3 separate regions of the Mus musculus genome follow, and regions 2 and 3 are each linked to region 1. The links are chromatin contacts, found by Hi-C in ENCODE. All regions are on one chromosome and are shown on one strand. The core of a region is the stretch at or near the end of the contact, and the rest is flanking DNA. Distances in the headings are between cores, read along the strand shown.

Region 1 (3,603 bases), core at 869-3,368:
GTCCACTGGGGTTGGGGCATGGGGTTATGTCACCCGTGGGTGCCTCCCTCCTTGGAGAGAATGTTTATAGGCTGATCGGGGGTGCTGAGGGAAACCTCACTCCCCAGGCCTCACCAGCATCTGGTTTTCCTCCTTCAGGATGGTACAGCGCTGCTGCAGCTCTCCCAGGGCCCTTAGCAGCTCCAGATTAGGCCTGTCCCCGAAGCCTATGTTGAACTTGGCCTGGCATAGGGAAGGACCGGGTACGGTGTCTCAGAAACCTACTCAACCTAGCCGGAGTCTTCCGTGTGCAACATCGCCACTCTATAACCCAAGGGGTGAACAGGTTCTCTCTTGTGTCCCAGGCCTTCAGAGAGGGGTGCTACCAGGACCTAAGGAGAAGGGACAGGCCCATCCTCCATGCCTTCATGCCTTCAGCGGCAGCCTCACACCATTCTGGGGCATTTCCTGCTCTTCCTCTATGCTTGCCTTTCTACCCCACAGCCTTTTAGGTAATGGCAGATCAAACTCCCTCCCCATCCGTCTAGACATCTTGGGTCTGTAGAGTCCCCTGCCCTCCACTAAAGTCCTGCTTCCTTCATCCTCTCCAGTAGCTAGCTCACTCACACCCACCCACAACAAAATCTTCCTTGGCTCAGCCCAGCACCAAGCCCACCTCCACACCCCCCAGCATACCAAGATTCCCCCCAGACAGACTCGTGGTGGAAGAGACCTAACATAATCAGAAAGAGACACATGTACCCACACTGAGGGCCAGAGCCAGAGAGAACAGAGCGAGGCCACTTAGATTCCCGTCCAAGGAAGGAAGGACAGATAATCACACAGGCAGACTCACAGACAGAGAGAGACAGAGACAGAGACAAGAAATGTGGGCAGTGGGACTACAGATTATGGCCAGTCCATCTTGCAGCCCTCTCCATCCTCTCTTACCTTATAAGCCTGTGCCTCCTCCTCCTCCAGCCCGGAACAGCTGTACCCAGGGCTCTCTGCTTGCTGCCCCAGCTTAGGCAGCCCGGTCTCTGTTGCTTCAGGATCAGTATTTCCGACAGGTCCAGGGCTATGAGCTCCCTCAGGCTTGGAACTCTCTTCAAACCTCAATCCTTTAACCTGCAGAGCTGTCGGAGTACCAGCAATGCTTGGAGATGCATCTCCAGGTTTGCACCCCTGGCCCTGAGTCCAGTGCTGCCAGGCAGGCAGTGCCCATGGCTCCATGGCTCCAAGGTCTCCAAGCCGTGGGAGGGTTGTCAGTTGCTCCATGGTTTCGGCAAGGGGCCCCCGAACCTGGACCTGGGGACATCACCAGCGGGAAGACTGACAAGGGTCATGCCAGACTAGACCATTCTCCCTGTAAGTGTTTGGCTTCACCGAGTCCATCAGAGGTTGGCTGAGCTCTTCCCACCCACGAAGGAGGGTTCAGAAGGTATCGGGGTTGCCAGACTGGAGCTGGGGTTTGCTCATGGTTCTCTCTCTCTCTCTTGTGTGTGTGTGTGTGTGTGTACGGGGTGTGTGTGGGGGGGTGAGAGACCACCACCAGGAGTGCCTGGCTGAAGGTATATATGTACGTGTGCCTCCAGGTCTGTCCCTGCAGGTCAGTGATGTTTTATTATGTGATTGGAGGATGAATACTCCGACTTGTGTATGTTGAGAAGGGTGGTGCTATGTGTCACTGTCTGTGCCTATTTAAGAGTTACCAGTTGTTTCTGCGTGGGGGTAGGGGCTGTCTGTATTGCAGGGCTGTGGCAGTGTGTGATGCTGTCGCCGGTCCTGTCTCAGTGTTGTAAAGCCCGGTGTATCTGTAGTGGCGTGTGTCTTTCAGTGTCTGTGAGTCTGGCCACCCATCACGACCACTCTGCCTGGAAAGGGTCCGCAGGAGTTCCTGGGAATGATCCCCAGTGATCCACTGTGGTCCTTTATCTCCAGCTTTTCTCTCCGCTGGCTGCCGCCGATCAGTTGCTTGCTGGGTGGCTGGGCGGTCCTAAGGAGGCCTGGGTCGATGGGCGGCTTGCCTCATAGTCTCTGCCTCAGCTAGTCTCAGCTCGAGGGACTGCAAGGGTCCCTCGCGGTCCCGGAGCTCCCCAAATGAGATGGTGGGCACGAAGGAGGGCAGAGCCTCAGAATGGGGAGTGGGGAGCAGGGGAGCATCATCATCCCTCCCTTCCCCCTCCTCCTCCCCTCCTGCCCACCAATAGGAAGTCAGCTGCTGGTTTCCATGACGATGGAGCTGGACTGGTGGGCTGGACCGGCAGGCAAGCTGGCAGGGTCGGGACAGTGGAAAGAGCAGGTTCCTTACTGGATGGTAGGTTAGAAAGCTACCCCCTCCGGACCCCCCAACATGGCCTCTTCATCCCCTTGACCCCACAGACCCTCACTTCCAGGGTGCAGAGGAAAGGGAGTAGAGACAGTCCTCTCCTTTCAGGCAAGACTGATGGGGATAGAACAATGTGACAGAGACCTAGCTGTAGAAAAGGACAGAGCTGAAATGGTGGGATTTGGAATAAAACAAAGAAATAAAAGTCTGAAAATAGAAAGACGAGCAAAAGGACAGAGTGTTGAAATAGGCTGAAAAACGACTTCAGCTTCCCCATGGCAGATCACATTTGGGGGACAGCCCAGCCTTCACAGGCTAGCAGGAGAGATCATAAGACAGGACCTTTTGGGCTGATTTTCCCTCAACCATCAGGAAGTTCATCTTCTGTCTAGCATTAGGCTTTATTTATTTACTTGCTATGAAAAAAAAATGGCTTTTGGGAACAAGGACATAGGAATTGCCCCAACCTAGGTGTCTGCCTGTATGTGGGGCACCTAGATCTCGAGAGATAAGAATGTTGCTCCTAGACGCAAGACAAGCCAAGGTCGAGGGCCCTCATGTGGCACCCCTATGGAATAGCAGCTAAAGCATAGAGAACACCCCCCACCCAGACAGTAGGCTCCACCCAGGCCAGAGCCAATGGAACTGGGTAGGGGTTGGAGTTGCATAAGAGAGAAGGTAACATTCATTTCTCTAAAGCAGTCTAAACATCAGTACACATGCTATGTCATGTAACTTTCAGTCAGCATGCATATGCATGTCATATTACATGTATGTATAGAAGAGTATGCATAGTATGTCTGTGTATACATGGAGATCACTGCATGTATGTGTGCTATTTTGTCTATGAATCTCATTGGATATATATCTGTGCATGGTTTTGTGTCATTGTATGTCTATTTGCTACAATGTCTATGTGCATGCAATTACGTATGAGTTTATCATTGCATTTTGCTATAAATCACAGATATCATGCCATTATACAGCACTAACACATTATGACATACATTGTCATATAATAATGTACAATGGCATACAATGATCTATGTACATGATAAACTTGCCTGGCATGATGTGCACGCAGTCTCTGTATATATATTCTCACCCCTCCATGCCTAAGGGGACTGTCTATAAGATCATCTCAGGATACCCCACTAAGTTCTCAAATGCTTAAGTCCTTTTATGTAAGGTGATGAAATATCCGCCCATGGCTTATACACATCCTTCTGTATACCCAAGGTCTCTTGCATGCTAGGCAAGCACTCTACCACTAAACCATATCCTCAGCCCAGCCC
Region 2 (3,963 bases), core at 1,015-3,514, 1.2 Mb after region 1:
ACATGTGTTCAAATAAAGGTCCACCCTATAAAGTCAGCAGATCTTTTGTATAGCCAATATTCTTCTGTTTCCTTAGATTTTGAAGTTTCTAGGAAATTCTGCCATTTATCTACATTATATAGAAGTTGAAGTGCCTTCAATATTTGGACAACTTGGTTAAATTGTAGTATATTCTGTCCCCTATTCCTTTCTTTTAAACTGCATTAGCATGGTCCCCAAAAGAATCCTAGTGAGGGACTGGAGAAATAGCTCTGGCTTAAACACGCACATTGATGACTTGTAACCACCTGCAACTCCAGCTCCAAGGGACTCACTCCAGGCCTTTGACCTCTGAGGGCACCTGTCTGAGTGCACATACGTACATGCTGACACATATGCGTGCACATTATTCATTAGTATATATAAGCCCGCACATGCCTGTAATCCTGCCTTTGATCCTAGCACCCGGGAGGTAGTCACCAAATTTCTGAGTTCAAGGATAGCCTGGTCTACAGAGTTAGTTCTAGGACAACCAGGGCTACACAGAGAAACTTTGTCTAAATTACGTGTGTGTGTGTTATAGCTGAGTGGTTAAATAAACAAATCTTTAAATAATATAAGTTAATTAGATTTGGCTTCAACATCAGATACCAAAAGAGTTTTTAGTATTTTGTCAGTAATTAAATTATAATCACAGTCTCTCACCAATCATGACAAAATTTGTTTTCCTACACTTTGAAACAAGACATTGTTGCTTTGTTTTGTCTTTTGAGACAGCATCTCTATTCATAACTCTGGCTGTCTTCAAGCTCACCGAGATCAGCATACCTCTACACCTGCTAATATTAAAAGCAAGTACCTCCATGCCTAGCTCAAATAGGAAATGTTCTCTGGCTTTGGGTTGTTTTGTTTTTTTTTTTAATTTATTTACTTCTTATTTTTTTGAGACAGGGTTTCTTTGTGTAGCCTTGACTTTCCTTGAACTAGCTCTGTAGACCAGGCTGACCTCAAACTCACAGAGATCCACCTGCCTTTGTCTCCCAAATGCTAGGATTAACGAGGCCTGCCTAGATGTTTTAAAATATAAGTGTTCAAAATGAAAATTACCAATATGGCTGTAGCTGTAGCTCTGTGGTAGAGTGTTTACAGGGGATATTTAGCACTGTAACAAAAATAATAAATATAACCCTAAATCCTGAATGCATGGGTTCATGTAGCTCAGGTTTGTCTGGTTCAACTCAGAATGATCTTAAACTCTTTCCTTCCTTCCTTCCTTCCTTCCTTTCTTTTCTTTTCTTTTCTTTTCTTTTGTAACTTTCTCTCAACTATGCATTGTGGCTGCCTAGAATTCACAATATACACCAGGCTGACCTTGATATTTTTACTTACGTGTATGTGTGTATATCTTTGTGAGTAAATACCACATGTGTTTAAGTGACAGTGGAGACTGGAAGGTGTCAGAGTCCTTGGAGCTGGAGTTACAGATGGTCATTTGCCTGTGTGCGAGAAGCTCAGCTCAGATTCTCTGGAAGAACAGCCAGTACTCTTAACCACTGAGCCGCCTCTCCAGCCCCAGTGGACTGCTATTCTTAATATAAGTATGGAACAGCCTAGCTAAACATGACACCCTAAGTTCAATAATGCCTATTCCCCAATCATAATTAACAGCTTTATTTCTAGGGCAATTCTAGAAAGTAGTTGCTAATGTCAATAGGTTTAAGGGAAAATGTCCTTATTATCTAAATCAGTAGATAGATCTAAGTTATACTCTATAAATAATCAGATATAGTGGACCACTTACAAATTCTGAAAGATTAGAATATAGAAAATAGCTTTCTAATTTATGGTGTGTTTCTTAGCAGGTGGGCAGGGACAGAATTCTGTTGTTTTTAAAGATGTTGCTTGTGCATTGGTTTGTACTCTCTGAGTACGTCAGAGGGAAAGTCAGAGCCAAAGCACCAGCAAACCTGAGAGCTTGAAAGGCAGTGTTAACGTCTTGTTCCCTATTACTGTGATGACATAAACCTGATTTTTAATTCATTGTAGACTTACATTGTAAGAAATACGTGAGACCTGTGAATATTTCTTAAAGTACAGAACCAAATGATAAAAATTGTAATTATAAAATGACATGTTCCGGAATTCTCACCAAATAGAGGCTAAGAATTCCCAGAAAATAACATTAAGCCTGTGACTTGCAATAAGCCATATGCAGAACATTGGCTTGTTGTCAGCTTGCCAGGGTCTGATTGGAAGACAAAGTCCCCAGTTTTACCACACAGGAGAAGTTTCCATAACTCAGTCATTGAACTCGAGGGCTGGGGGATGGGCTTGGCTGGAACAGGGACTTTTCACCAGTTACAGAATGTTCCATGCTCTTCTTCGCTGTCTCCTAACAACAGTTAACTTGATGTTTGACCTCAGAGTCAGGCTTGCCTGTGGCAAGAGAGAGCATTTGAACCAGTTAGTAATTAAGCTCTGAAGTCGGAATGTTGTTTCTTGTTCTTCACTCTATGGAAAGTAGTTAGAATGAGCTATGTCAGCCTAGACCACAGGAGGAAGACTCAACCTTTTCTTATTTTTCTGTTTGAGTTGCTTGTTTGTTTTTGTTTTTGTTTTGGGGTGTTTTTGGGCATCTTTTGTTGCTGGTGCTGCTGCTGCTGCTTCTGTTGAATGAGGGTCTTACTCGGTAGCCCTGGCTAGCCCTGGCTAGCCTGTAACTCACTTCATGTAAACCCGGCTGTCCTTGAAGTCACAGAATTCTGTCTGGGCTTAAAGGGATGGGCTACCTTGCATGGCTATTTTTTATTACTATTATTATAAAATGTAATCTAGTTCATGTCTCTGATTCTGTTTTACGCTGGTCATTATGAAAGTAATTTTCTTAAAAGGTTATAGAAGTCTGAACCAAGCCGGGCGTGGTGGCCCACGCCTTTAATCCCAGCACTCGGGAGGCAGAGGCAGGCGGATCTCTGAGTTCGAGTCCAGCCTGGTCTACAGAGTGAGTTCCAGGACAGCCAGGGCTACACAGAGAAACCCTGTCTGGAAAAAAAAACAAAAAACAAAGTCTGGCCCACCAGTATTCATTCCGTGATCTGAGAAAGGATTACTAGCTTAGAACCCCACTGTGGTGACGCAGCTGTGGTGGCGCAGTTCTGACTTTAAAGTTACCTCCCTCTGCAGTTGATGATAGCTTCCCTTCTTGTGTCTGTGGTAATCTGCAGAAACTCTTCCATGTTTCTGTCATAGATGCTGGGATGCAGCATAGCTAGACTGCTGATGAGAAATGGATATTTTATTAGGAAGTTAGCACTATCAGAGCATTTCAGTGGAATATTAAAGTAAAAATCCAGTTTGTTAGATAATACAGGGTAAAACAAAAGGCGGTCAGGAATTCCTGACACATTTTAATTACCCTACTTCTTAGATACATAAACCTATTCTTTTTTTAATTTATTTATTTATTATAGGTAATTACACTGTAGCTGTCTTCACACACCCCAGGAGAGGGCATCAGGTCTCATTAAGGTGGTTGTGAGCCACCATGTGGTTGCTGGGATTTGAACTCAGGACCTTTGGAAGAGCAGTCAGTGCTCTTAACCACTGAGCCATCTCTCCAGCTCAACCTATTCTTTCATTAATAGAAGGAATTACTATGTGGTTTTTGGATGAGGGAAATACTAGCCAAAAAAAAAAAAAAAAAACTAGAGAGAAAATATAAATTACAGGGCTGGAGAGATGGCTCAGCAATTAAGAGCACTTGCCACTTTTTCAATAGACCCTGTTTTGTTTCCAGCACCTGTATTGGATAGGACATAACTGCCTGTAACTATCTCCATGGGATCCAGTGCCCTTTTCTGGCCTTCTTAGGTACCTGTACATACATATATACATTTGGGCACACATATATACACAAAAAAAAAATTAAGGAAAAAGAAAATACAAATTACTACTGAGCATGATGGTGTGCACCATGTACAAGCA
Region 3 (3,937 bases), core at 202-2,701, 1.2 Mb after region 1:
AGAGTGAGTCTGTTGCAAGTGGCTGGCTGGGTCTGGGAACAGACAGAAATGCAACTTTTGAGGGTTTGTCATCCAGATCCACCAGCCAGTGACGCTGGAAACACGGCTGTCCCTCTCAGCATAGCCTTTTTACATGTAAAGGGTTTCTTCCAATCTGTGGCCGGCGGCCGTTGCTGACTTAGTCAAGCCTGCTTAGGACTTTGGATCATTAGGGCGCACTTGAGTCCTGGTCTGAATTGCTTGGGGAAGGAAGAGTTTTACAGTTGGAGCTTTACATGGAAATTCCCATCTCTCATTTGGAGCCAGGTGTCCAACCTATTTGTTAACCATTTCCAAACGATTCAAAGGACAGACAGGAAGTGCTTGGACACACTCCAGCCCATTTCTACTAATTGGCCTTTATTTGCGTTGGAAACCACATCCCAGAATTCAGAAAGGACTCCAGCCTCCTGAGACCCCTGAGCCACCTATGCCAACTGACAGGGTCTTTAGGGAGTTCCTGGCCTCCACTGTCGGTCTTCACCCCAAATTCTTGCTAATTCTGGGAAGCCTCTTGCCACTCTCTGCTCCCCTCGTTGGGAAATAAGCACTTTTTCTTGGAGTCTCTTTGGACTGACCCAGCTGGACAGCATTGCCTAATTGTATTCTAGGCTGTCTAAAATCAAAAAGAAAAAATGTTTTGGGGTAGCGAGCTTTTGTGAAAAGTGATGGTCCTTTGGCTGGAGCTTGGCACTCCCAGTTGCCTCCCTCCCTCTTCTCACCGTGTGCTCCATACCACTGTGCATTACTCCTCGCTCCCAAGCCTGGCTCACTGGCCATGGCCGAAGGGAATGGTGTCCTCAGCCCAGCCACCTTCCAAGAAGGCCTCGAATAAAGCGAGGAAGCCGCTCTCTGCAGCCCCTCCCCCACCCGGCTGGAGATGGGGTCCTGGGCCTCCCGAGGGTGCTCCTGGGTCACTTGTTGGAAGACTGCTAAGCCCCACATGGCGCAAAGCCTACACCGTTTGGCCATGCTCTCAATGCTCCAAGCACCTCTACTCTGCCCATTGCACCGTCCCCTTCCCACAGAGACCTCTCTGATACGCCCTGAACCAGGAAGCACAGTGGGTTTCTGTAACTTTGATCAGGATTGCTTGCTTTGTACCAGACACTGTCTTCAGCGTCACGTCAAGCTTATCGTTTAGTCCTCACTGCAACCTCAGGAGAGCACTGAGACTGGGTGGTTCCGCTGTTTGTGCATAGCGGGGGCACAAACAAGGAAGTGGACATCGAGGCCTTGGTGTCTCAGCTCTTACGAACTCTGGTGTGGAAATCAGTGCAAAAGTTCAAGTTGCATCTTGTGATCAACTGAGTTGGTGGGGAACGGAAGAAAGCAGAAAACCAAGCCCCGCCTAAGAAGCCAGGCAGCTTTTCAGCCCTCCTGTGTCACAGGGTTCAAAGAGCTGGTCCGTTCCCCACCCCGATCCCCAGCTTTCCTGCCTGGCCAGCTTCCCAGGGTGCTCTTGTGAGTAACAACGATGATTACTAAACAATTCATATTTGTATAGGCCTTTTTTTTTCCTTTTCAATTTTGGGACAAGGTCTCACTTTGTAGCCCCAGCTGGCCTGAGATTGGCCGAGATCTCTCTGGGGTAAAAGGCATGCACCTTCCTTCATTTTCGGAGTGGTTTGCCATCTTGAGTTACCTGTTTTAATCTTCCTGACAACCAAGTGAAATCATCAGTGCCTGGAACGGCATCAGCACACTTTAAAAAAAAAAAAAAAAAAAAAAGGCAGATTATGGTGTCAGTCCTCCATGATCTCAGCACTTTGAAAGCAGAGGCAGAGCAATTTCAAATTTGAGGTCATTCTGAGCTGTGTAGTGAGACCTTGTCAAAAAACAAAAAAAAAACAAAAACAAAAAAAAAAAACTTTCTTTTAAGGTAAAGGAATCAGTTTCTGATTAAGAAGTAAAGGATGTTGTCCTAGACTGGCATTAGAGCTGAAGGCAGCTATGAGTCAAGAGAAGGCGTGCTGGTCAGAGGGGACTTGGCAAGAGGTTAGAAGCTAGGTGTGGTGGCTTAGCCCGTAATCCCAGCCCTTGGGAGGAGAAGGACCAGCTGTTGAAGGCCAACCTAGGCTGGATGAGACCCTGCCCTGAGAGAGAGAGAGAGAGAGAGAGAGAGAGAGAGAGAATATCACTCGCTGGATCAGTCTACTCAAGTCCTCTACTCCTTGCTGTAGTCTGTTTTGTTTTCTTGAGGAGGCTGCAGATTGGATCTCCAGTCCCACCAACACAAAGCAAAGTACTTAATTTACAACTCATTTGCCCTTTTCTGTGTTCAATCTGTTTTAGCCACTAGAATATTATCTCTGTAAGGGCCCACTGTGTGCACAGCCTACAGCACGTGCTGAGTGAGTACTGTGGCAGTCTAGTTAGGGGCTACTTGACAAATAGAGGCTGGGGTATGGGCCAAGGCCAGAGTAAAAGAGGCAAGAGAAACGAGGACGGGTTAGGGTGATGGCTCGGTGTGTAAAGTGCTTGCCACACAAGCTTGAGACCCTGAGTGGATTCCCCAGCATCCACATCTGTACCCTATCCCTAGGGAGCAGAAGCCACAGGGTCCCCAGAGCTCTCTGGCCTAATTAGTGAGTTCTAGGAGAGACCTTAAAAAATTAAAGTTGTCAATGACAGAACATCTGACACCCACATGCACGCACCACTCAAAGATAGTAAGGGGAGACAGAAGATGGCTACCCTCTAAGAAAGATTTATAAAAGGCGTAGGTGTGGGGAGGTGCCCACTCAGGTTTCTCGATCCTAGAAATGTTATCCCCACACTGCTCAGCTGACACACACACTGGACCTTGCAGGATCCCACACAAAGGCCCTCCAGGCTTTTCCGGAAGTACCAGCAGCCTTCACTTGTCTGATCACTTGCTGAAATGTGACTAGTGCTTTGAGTCACAGGAAACTCTAAAACTTCCTCTCTCCTGTTGTGTCCTGCTGGCTGAGCCAGTGGCTCCTCCCAGTGAGGTTGCAGGGTGGTGATCCCTGCATAGATGGTCTTTCTATATAAGGAGAAAAGCTGGGTACTGGGTGTTGCTATGTTCCGCTGGATGTAGCCAGGAGCCCAGATGTGTATTCAAGACAGAGTGAGGGCTTTTCCCAGCCACCTCTGCCAAACCCAAAGGCTCCTCTGCACCTTCTGGAGTTTATGGTGAAGACAGCTTTCCACTTGACTGCTTTGATGCTGAGGTTGTTTACATGTTATTTAGTAGAAGAGTTGTTGCTTACTGAAGCTGACTGAATAGATATTCAGAATAAATGACATGTAACCACAGTGATACCACCTTGCAGGAGCATCAGAGTTCAGCAAGAGAGGCTTAACTTGTGTGGACTCCTGGGGTGGAGAATGGGGAAAGCAAATTCCACTTGTAAGTTCCTGCCTTGTTTTCAAAGACCACAAGGGTTCTCATGGGATCTGGCATAATGAGATGCCCAATCTGTAAAGATATAAGCAGGCATTTCAGCGAGAGGGATGCTGTGTGGTCTCTTAAGCATGTAGCAATCAATTCAATTCTCAGATGCTCTCTCTGCCTTTGCTTCCTTCAAAGATAAAGGAAGCAAAGATGGAGAAACAGCTCTGCTGCTAAGAGCACCTGTTGTTCTTCCAAAGGATCCATTGCCCTCAGACTTCTGTGGGCGCTGGGCATTTTCATGGTACCCATACACACACACATACAAGCAAAACACTTGTACAAAGAATCCATAGAGAAGATGTAGCTTAAGTGGCAGAGAGCTTGCCTAGCATGCATGAAGCCCTGGGTCTATGGCCATGCACTGCATACCAATTTTTTGCAAACCAATAATCCCAACATAGAGGAGATGATGACAGACTTAAGGCCACACCTCAGGAGGAGATGGCTTAATAGTCTCAGTAGTTAACACTTGCTGTT

What was found. Hi-C counts contacts between places; a loop is a spot of excess contacts on that map.
Region 2: a loop to region 1 is called in a map of v-Abl transformed pro-B cells, with 7 times the contacts of the local background. The contact joins the enhancer-like site here to the promoter of Tspoap1 in region 1. A Hi-C loop is called at or near these places in 2 of 37 maps with a recorded cell type or tissue (T-helper 17 cell and v-Abl transformed pro-B cells).
Region 3: a loop to region 1 is called in a map of T-helper 17 cell, with 8 times the contacts of the local background. The contact joins the enhancer-like site here to the promoter of Tspoap1 in region 1. A Hi-C loop is called at or near these places in 2 of 37 maps with a recorded cell type or tissue (T-helper 17 cell and T-helper 2 cell).

The regions. Positions count from the first base shown.
Region 1 is chr11:87,759,056-87,762,658 of GRCm38, reverse strand. Tspoap1 (TSPO associated protein 1) reads right to left here and starts at 2,118. Exons shown (of 32, transcript NM_172449.2): 1 at 931-2,118; 2 at 115-222. The coding sequence starts at 1,257.
Region 2 is chr11:86,594,724-86,598,686 of GRCm38, reverse strand. All of the region lies in intron 10 of Vmp1 (vacuole membrane protein 1), which reads left to right. Gm46289 (a long non-coding RNA gene) reads right to left here. Exons shown (of 2, transcript XR_001780284.2): 2 at 192-3,963. Among named protein-coding and RNA genes, the nearest start is that of Gm46289, 6.1 kb to the right of the region's middle. Within about 2 kb of position 2,264, at least 1 of the 3 ENCODE cell types and tissues checked has a DNase peak (open chromatin) inside an H3K27ac peak, as active enhancers do.
Region 3 is chr11:86,576,432-86,580,368 of GRCm38, reverse strand. No RefSeq gene overlaps it. Among named protein-coding and RNA genes, the nearest start is that of Mir21a, 5.8 kb to the left of the region's middle. Within about 2 kb of position 1,451, at least 3 of the 3 ENCODE cell types and tissues checked have a DNase peak (open chromatin) inside an H3K27ac peak, as active enhancers do.